Linked DNA regions of Homo sapiens: region 1 is linked to region 2. A link is a contact called in ENCODE Hi-C or POLR2A ChIA-PET data. All regions are on one chromosome and are shown on one strand. Each heading gives the region's core, a stretch centred on a gene start or an enhancer-like site at or near the end of the contact. The rest is flanking DNA. Distances are from core to core; before and after follow the strand shown.

What was found. A loop is a pair of places that touch in the nucleus more often than their neighbours do. ChIA-PET counts read pairs that join two places held with the same protein, here RNA polymerase II (POLR2A). Pooled maps may share reads with other maps.
Region 1: a map of thyroid gland shows a loop between it and region 2 (1.9-fold over the local background). The contact joins two enhancer-like sites. A Hi-C loop is called at or near these places in 5 of 168 maps with a recorded cell type or tissue (ascending aorta, colonic mucosa, posterior vena cava and 2 more) and 2 of 50 pooled maps. POLR2A ChIA-PET finds 5 or more read pairs at or near these places in 1 of 52 experiments (AG04450).

Annotation. Positions count from the first base shown.
Region 1 is chr10:113,110,300-113,114,922 of GRCh38, forward strand. The region is part of intron 5 of TCF7L2 (transcription factor 7 like 2); the gene reads left to right. Among named protein-coding and RNA genes, the nearest start is that of SNORA87, 67 kb to the left of the region's middle. Within about 2 kb of position 1,797, at least 6 of the 41 ENCODE cell types and tissues checked have a DNase peak (open chromatin) inside an H3K27ac peak, as active enhancers do; they include ascending aorta and right lobe of liver, where a contact is called at or near this core.
Region 2 is chr10:113,017,967-113,022,068 of GRCh38, forward strand. The region is part of intron 4 of TCF7L2 (transcription factor 7 like 2); the gene reads left to right. Among named protein-coding and RNA genes, the nearest start is that of SNORA87, 25 kb to the right of the region's middle. RefSeq lists an enhancer at 2,300-2,837. Within about 2 kb of position 2,290, at least 13 of the 41 ENCODE cell types and tissues checked have a DNase peak (open chromatin) inside an H3K27ac peak, as active enhancers do; they include ascending aorta and right lobe of liver, where a contact is called at or near this core.

The sequences.
Region 1 (4,623 bases), core at 547-3,046, 92 kb after region 2:
TTGTAGAAACTGTTTAAAGAATTTCCAATTCTAACATTTTCTTTGAAATGTTTGAGATTGTCTACTGGGGTTTTTTTTTTTTTTTTTTTTTACGAATTTTTTTCCTAAAAGATTTTTCAGAAGCAGTGTTTTCACATGTAAATATCTGCAACAAACAGCACTTAACCAGTCCTTAATTGGTTCTATATATTTATACGTGAGACACAGCAATAAACATGTAGTATACACATGTCTTTGGTAAAGGAAGCTCTTCTTCTCACAAGCCTGGCTGCCCCAAAATTATAGTGAAGGACAATGTCGATTCTAATTGCTGGCTTTTGACCCCTACATCTATATATTTTACCTAATTTATAGTTGGAAAAGGAGCTAAAAATGTTAAAAGGGTTCATGCCAGTAGTTTGAGTTGTTGTAGTTTATAAAGCCCTAAAATTAAGTATGGAAGTACAAGAAAGCCTATGCTATGTACTGGGTCAAAGAGAAGAAATCCAAATTAATATTAATTGGTATTCATGAGCAATCCCTGAGTGCCCGTAATGTTTCTGTCCCAATCATAGACTAATCTGGCCAATTGTATGGGTCAGACAAAATAGCCAACAGCTCTGAGTTTAGATTGGTATGAAAAAAGGGGATCTGACTGTTAACACCATATTCCCCAAGTCTGTAATGTTCTCTGACCTCCAGTGCAAATAGCTGTTCATCTTTAGATGATTTGACAGCATAATTTAGCATTTGGGATTCCTTTTTTTTTTTTTTTCTAAGTGGTGATTAAAAACTTGTGCTTCTTCTCTAGCATATAAATCAAGCTTTTCAGTTATATTTTCCGGGGCATAGAATAATTGAAGTGAATTGAACATTGGGCTGGATGGTCATAGAACTGGTTTCTGTTAGAGGTTAACTGACTTTGAGGAAATTATACCATCAAGGTACTCTGGGGTGTATCTGTCAGCTTTTTGACAGTTGTAAATAATTATCTCCCTCTCTAGATTATTAATTCCCTGAGGGCAGGACTTTGATTCACTGATATATCTATCTATCCCTAGTGCCTAGAACAGAGCCAGGCATGAAATAGGCACTGAATCAGTATTTATTGAATCAGTGAATGAATCTCCAAGTGCACCTAAGGGAAGGATACCAGGAAGAGTCTACTGTGTTTATGGAAACAGCAGCAATAATTCCTCCTCCTCATTTTCATTTGCTGAAATTACTAACCAACTGGGTGCGGTGGCTCACGGCTGTAATCTCAGTCCTTTCAGAGGCCAAAGCAGGAGGATCACTTGAGCCCAGGAGTTTGAGACCAGCCTGGGCAGCATGGTGAAACCTCATTTCTACAGAAAATGCAAAAATTAGCCAGGCGTGGTGGCATGTGCCCATCACCTCAGCCACTCGGGAGGCTGAGATGGGAGGATCACCTGAGTCCAGGAGGTGGAGGCTGTAATGAGCTGTGATCACGCCACTGCACTCCAGCCTGGGCAACTGAGTGACACCTTTTCTTTAAATAAATAAAATAAATAAATAAATAAAATTATTAACCAGCTAATCTCAAATCAATTCTTCTAAATCCTCTGAGCTTGTTTGTTTTTCTGTCTGTAAAATGGGGCTGTTTTCATGTGAGACTTAGATTATGAGAAATAGTCACGCCTAAACTTCCTTGAGGAGATGCTAGACAAAAACAAGATGGTTTTGAAAAAAATAACACCACCGTCCAGACTGTACTAAGATGCCTGGTTGCATTTGAAACCAGTTTCACAGTCTGCTTTGGGCAGGTGATTGCGACATGCTTTCCATCTGTGCCTAATGGGAGTATACTCCCAGCTCCACATGGCAGCAGGAACATTGGCAGGGCTCTTCTGGAGAGAGGAGAGAGCCAATAGGCGTTGCTATGGTGGAGGCATGACATAATTCAATTTTACTTTATTATTCACTGGATGTGCCCATTGTATGTTAGCCTCTGGGTATGTTTACAAGGAGCTTAGGAAAGAGGTAGAGGCTGTGTTGTCTGTAGAGGCTGTGCTGTCAGCAGAAGGGGCCAGGCATGTTCACACACACACACATGCACACATGCGTGCACACGCACACTTCTCTTCCCTGGCATGCAGCACCAATCTTGGGGCAGAGGTGAAATCACCACCCGGCTAGCGACTGGCAAGGCTCAGAAGGACTTGCTTTCCTAAAATCTCCTCCCCTGGTCTCATAATTCCCTGTAGCAGCTTGGGGCTTGGGTGTGTGCACACCTAATTTCTCTGAGAACACATACGTGTTGTAAAGGGCACAGCAATTTCCCGTGCTTACTTAATAGTGTTTAAATCAACTTACTGGATTTGGGTGCCTTTCCTTGCCAACATTCCTAAACTTCATGTGAACAGCAAAAGTTCAAAGTCCACCAAAACATCATTTATTTGTTAATGAAAACCAAGCAATTTCAGAATGGGATCGTACTGTCCTGTACTGTCACCTTCTCTCTGATGTTATGGAGGCATGTTGTCTTTCTCCAGAGGCAAGCAATATTGTGTTTTAAGCTTATGAGGCAATCATGGGAGGCGAGTTTGGCCAGTGTTTCTGTGTATTCAGATCCTCCTCCTTTTAAAAAGAATAAAATAAAAGGTAGAAGGCTTTTCCCTGATTATGCTTTTCTGGTGGGTTTCTATTTGTCATTGCGGTTTATAAAATGGCTTCTTCTCCTCTGCTTCCAATTCATTTGTTAATATTAACTCTTGGTTGTAGCAGAGAGTCACCGTTATCTGAAAAGCAAATTCCCTTATTTTTGTCATATTGATGTAGTAGCAGTAGTTAATTAGGGACCTCATGAGTGACAGGAGTTTTTGGGTTCTATAACCAAAAACCCAAACACTGGCCAACCCGGTCTGCCTTGTCAAGTCGGTGAAATCCTGACAGCTTGCAGTTTCTTCAGCCTCTCTCCCTGCACTTCAGTACAGGAGCAGCCCAGTAATAGTCCCGATCGCTAATAAGAGCACAAACACCCGTAAGCAGGTGAATTGGAAATATTGTCATTTTGACTACATCAACAACTTATAACTTACCAAAGCAACTTGATGTCCTTACTTAATTCTTCCCCCGCACCTCCCCACCAGTGCTTGATTAACAAACTGGTCAGTGGCTATTTAGACATGAATCACAGGGCATAGGACATCCTCATAGGATGAGCTGCCTGGGCTGGACACACTGGCCAGGTTGATGACTTCTCTTGAAAGGGGGGTTCTGTGTTGCTCGCACCTTCACCTAGAAGGAGATGTGAGGCATTTCTTAGAACAGTGTTCACCCCCTTTAGAATTTGTGACCCTTTGTCCTTGTTAGTCTTGATGGCTTCCAGTTCTCCAAGCCCCAAAGAACTGTGTGGTTTCTCTTATTTCTGCAGCATTTAAAGAAATTAAATTAGTTTTCCTGGGCTCCTCACCATCTAATTTGTTTCCCATTAGAGATAAATAATGACGTTTGGGGCATCATAAACCCAAGGATTTCCATGTTAGTTTTCCAAGGACCTTTTTTTAAGAGAGAGGGGAATAAGAATATTTGGGTCAGATGTTTTAAGATGTTAAATATAAAAATCAGCCTTTTAAGAATCAAATGCAAAGCCAGTCACTTAGCCTTGAATTTCCCACTGTGATTCCACTTTTCAAAACCCAGGATGACCATCATGATGGGTTTCGTTGGACTATCAGTTGTTACAGGTCAAATCATAGTCTCATGATTGTTAAAATCTTAATAAGGCCCCCTCTAATCCTGTGAGTTTTCAGAAGGAAATCCCTGTGAACAATCCTGGAATTGCTTTGCCTGGTAACATCTTATTTACTGACAATATCCCCAGCTGAGCTCTCTTGGTTAATATGTTTGCTCTGGCACTGTAGTTCCTTTTTAATCAGAAATGCTTATCAGTAGGTTGCATGGTTGGGGAAAATGGCATTTATTTTGTAGCATTTTCCCAAGGAATATTGGATGAATATTCCTTTAGTACTAAATATATAATGGTCTTTGTCTTAAGAACTTATTAGCACTGAGATTTCTGTGTTGGAATTTTCTTTATTGATACCGGTTTGTAGGTTCTGGAGAGTCCAACTGATATTTTTTTGCATCTCGATCAGAAGCTCTGACTTTTTGGTCCTTAGCAGAGAATACATCCCTTGATATCTTGGAGGCGCCCTTAGTGGAGTCAATGGTGTGTGGGCTTAAGGAGAAGTCAGGGCATTAGCAGGTCTGTATTTTCCTCCAGCGTGGAGTTTTGTCATTTCTAATGATGACAATCTATCAGTCCACATGGTTCAAAATGAAGATAAATTGAATTAATATATGTGAGTTAACTGACTCATTGATATAATTATACTGTGAGGATTTCTTTAGTGTAACCTAACACATTTAGTAGTGTTAATTGTAATGGCTTTGCACGGGAGCACTTAATTTCCTAAGCAAACAGAATAATTTATTAATTCTCAAAAAGCGATTTCAAGGCCTAGACTGAGAGAGAAAGAGTATGTGTTTTACTGTAGTCTCAGTTTGCTTTGGCTTATCAGATTGAAAATTGCTAAGAATTTTTTTCCAGATTCCAACTTGTTATTGCTACATTTCCATGTGTGCCCAATTCAATAGCGTATTGAAATGAAAGTAGGAAAT
Region 2 (4,102 bases), core at 1,040-3,539:
GGGCTGGAGAGAGCAGAGTAAGGTAACATTTGGGTGGTCAGCATGTAGTTCTGGGTCCCCACAGTGGAGATGGCACAGTGCTGGGTGCTGGGGGAACTATGGTCACTAAGAGACACTGAATAATTTAATGCATGCCCCTGATTCCATCACTGACTGTTGAGGTAACACATACATTTATATTGTCAGTGGTGGTGATGATTACATGAGCTGCGTAAAGCGTTTGACCAGTGCCTGCACATAACATAGTAGGTGCTCAATAAAGATCACCCACTCTTAAGAGGTGGGAGGAGGTGAAGTCATCTTTCTGGGGAGTGTTGCCCTGTTGTTCTCTGCTGCATTCTTTCTGTCCTTTGGGCTCCGAGAATGCTGGGTTGGGCAGTGTGAGTGGTCTTCTCAGGCCTCTGTGACATGTTGCTTTCATGAAAGGTTCCCCTCTAGCCAAAGACTGAGTGGTCCTTGCAGGCTTTCTCCTGAGTCCTTTTTTTTTTTTTTTTTTTTTTTTTAAAGACAGAGACTCTGTTGCCAGATTGGAGTGCAGTGACGCGGTCTCGGCTCACTGCAACCGCTGCCTCCCAGGTTCAAGCAATCTACAAAATGCATCTATAAAATGATGCATCAGCCTCCTGAGTATTTGGGATCACAGGTGCCCACTACCATGCCTGGGTATTTTTTTGTATTTTTAGTAGAGACAGGGTTTCACCCTGTTGACCAGTTTGGTCTCAAACTCCTGACCTCGAGTGATCCGCCTGTCTTGACCTCCCAAAGTGCTGGGATTACAGGCGTGAGCCACTGCACCTGGCCTCTCTCCTGAGTCCTTTTGTTTGTGCCTGCTTTGGGGATTCCCTCTGGCTGGGGTGGACTGCCGGGATCTGTTTGTCCAGTGTACATTTCCTGGTCACCTAGCACCGGCCAGCTGCGGTGCTGGGAGGAACAGGGCCTGGCTCTGGGAGGCAGCTGGGAGAGTCAGGAAGTGAAGAAAGTTCTTGTGGGTGTGATGGTGGAAACCCAAGCAGCGTCCAGAGGGAGCACAAGAGGGAGGGACAAATCTTGGGAGGGTCCCGGGCCAATGGGACCCAGTGTAAGAAATTGCACCTGTCCTGGCAGATAGAGAAGGTGGAAGCAGTGAATGGTAGAGCATCCTCACTCTTCTCTCTGCCAGCAAGCACCTTTGGGGAAGTCCTCACGGACAGGAATGTCGTGTGTCTTGGCTTGAGATGTCAAAGAAACATGTTGGACACACCATGGTGACAGAGCAGGAGTCTCTTAACCCCGGCGTGGTTGAGGCTGCCGTTCTGGTGGGATCTGGGGTCAGTCAGGGGTTAACAGTCGCTCCTGCTTGCCTGATTGACACAGTAATAAAGGCAGTGACACCAAACTAGGTCTCAGGAATGTGTCCTCGTTAGAAAGACTCACTAATGGTTGTGGGGGGGTGGCCCATGAGTCCTTCTGGGTGGTGGCGAGAAGTAGGGGACCCTTTGGGCTTTGCCCTTTTTGGTCATAGGACTTCACTCCACAGACATAATTGAACCGTTGGGTTTCTGCAGCCAAATTCAAATGTCACCAATCTTGGTCACCCCTTTCATCTCTTGGGTCCTCTGTAAGTTATAGCTATCTGATAGTTTACTGAAAAATAAACTGAAAATATGTTTTAAATTGTACTTTCGATTTAAAATAATGTTTAGAGACAAAAAAAAAGGGTCCAATCCACTTGGAGAAAAGCATTGTCAAAGGTGGTTGATTTTTTTCTTTTGCTGTTTTAAAGTGGTAAGTGGATGAGTGTTTTGGATATATTGATTTTTCAGGTGTGCAGGCGGTCACATGAACAGCTGACATTTTTTTTTTTTTCATGTGGACTTCAGCCAGTCTTGACACCTGCCCCTTAACGAAAAGTAAACCATCGCCTTGTTTGACAGTTTAAGTGCAGTGATACGGATGGAGGCAGGTTTACGTTATGTTAAAGGCTTGACAACCCAGAACCCCCCTGTTGGTTTCTTTGTTGTAACCTTTGAGCCGGTGGCCTGCTGAAATGTCACCTTTGCCCTTCTTTAAAAGCAGGAATAATAGGTGGTGAGTGGGTGGATGCCTCTTAAAATACTGGAAAGTGCTGTGGCCCGAGGGTAAGCTTTTTAGAAGTGAGTGTGTGTGTTGTGTTGTTTTAATTAATGAATCTTCTGGGCCTGAAGATAATGAGGTCAGTGAGGGCAGCCATGCTGCCTCACAGCTCACCTTAGGGTCCTTGTTGTCCAGAACGTGCCTGACCTACTGGAGGGGCCTGGGAATGCTTCTTTGATTGACGTGGGTAGGAAGACAGATGTGGCGGCCTCCATGCTGATGGGAGGCAGCTGGGAAGAAGGTCATGGGCACCATCTCAGGAGTGGCAGAGCCACCTCCCCCTCTCCTCACCCCGTGTGTCTGGATTCTTCCAGCTGTGTGGTCCTTCTTCCTGCCTGGAAATGAGCATCCTGCAGAGCTCGGCTCCTGTTCACACCCTCCTCCTAACCCCCTACTCTCCCTCTCCCTTTCATCCAGGGCTGGAGGACCAGATGGGCTTTACCTGATGGAGTGTGCTTTGCTGACATGGTGCAAAGAGCCAATTCCTGGTTGCAAAGAGGCAGCTGGGTGCAGAGGCGGGGTGCATTCCTGTAATAATAATAACTTGTGTTTTTATAATACTTTACAGTCTAAGTACTTTTCAAATACTTGACCTCATTTAGTTCTCACCACAGCCCTCTGAAGGGATATTACTATTACCTTCATTTTATAGATGCGTTAACCAGGGCTTGTTTTGGGAGGTAGAGGGGGTGTGAGGGGGACAGAGGGGAGGGAACCAGTGTTGAATGAATTCTGAGGCCCTGCCAAAGCAGCCAGCTAGCTAGGTGTTGTTTAATGGACTCTTTGCATCTACAGAATGAGGGAGGTGGGATGAGGGGAAATTATTTCACAATAACTGAAGGTCGGAGAGACTAACTCTCTGCTCATTGTCACACAGCAGTTGAGTGCCAGCTGGGATTTGTCACCCAGGTCACCTGACTCCTAAGCCCTGTGATCGTTCTCTTCTGTCTCTAGTATACCCAGCATAATGCCCGGCAAAGTGCTGGCATCAATAAATATTTGTCGAATGTTAAATGAGGCTTAAAGAGAACCATTCATGCTTGGCACAGGGGCACAGTGAGACAAACATGTTTCCTGCCCTCGTAACCTTCGCTTCCAAATTCTGTGACCTTGGGCGGGTTGCCTGAGCTCTTTTCCAGCTCAGTTTCCTGAAAACTCATCCGGAAAATGGGTAAAATATCAGAGTGCATTCTGTATGGTAAGACTGCAAATGTTAGATGATTCTGCTACTTATTATTGTTTTCTTTTTCTCACCACACACCTTCCCTTTTTATGTACACCTCCTAGGAAGTAAGTTTCTGATAACATACTGCATTGTTGGATAACAGCAACAAAAAGCACTTCCTGACATTATTGCCCAAATCACCAAATGAGGCAATTACCAACTTTGGAATAAGAATAGCAACGGTGGTAAGAGCTGACATTTCTTGAGCGCTTGCCATATGCTGGGTGTACTACTATAAGCTGCTGCCTGCAATTATGATTTGGGAACAACTCTGAAAGTAGTTACCTCCCATTTTATAGAAGAGTAAACTGAGGTTCAGAGAGGTTAAGTAACCCCCCCAGGGTCTCTCAGGAAGTAGTTGGTGGCCTGGGATTCAAACACCAGAATTGGTCTGACTTCCCACTCTTTAAACCACACTCAAAACTGAACTCTCCACGTGTGTGTGTTCTGGGCATTTTCGCATCTCCCTTGGCTTGTTGACAGCGTGGACTTTTGCTTTCCCATTCTCATAGAACATGGCCAGTGCAGGAGGAGGAAATCCACACTGGTCTTTGGACTGAACCAGAGGCTGGCGATGGTCCCGAAACAGGGTGCCAAGTGGCTGACCCTTGTTTTTATGCCTTGCGCTGGTAAGCTTGGGGCACCAGGAGTTCTTTGAATTTCTCTTTCTTGACTGTCCACGCCTTCTTTAGGCAATCTTTTAACAGGCTATGTTTTAAATCTTATTGACATCTCTGAAGAAAGAGGAGGAAAAAAAAATCAAGA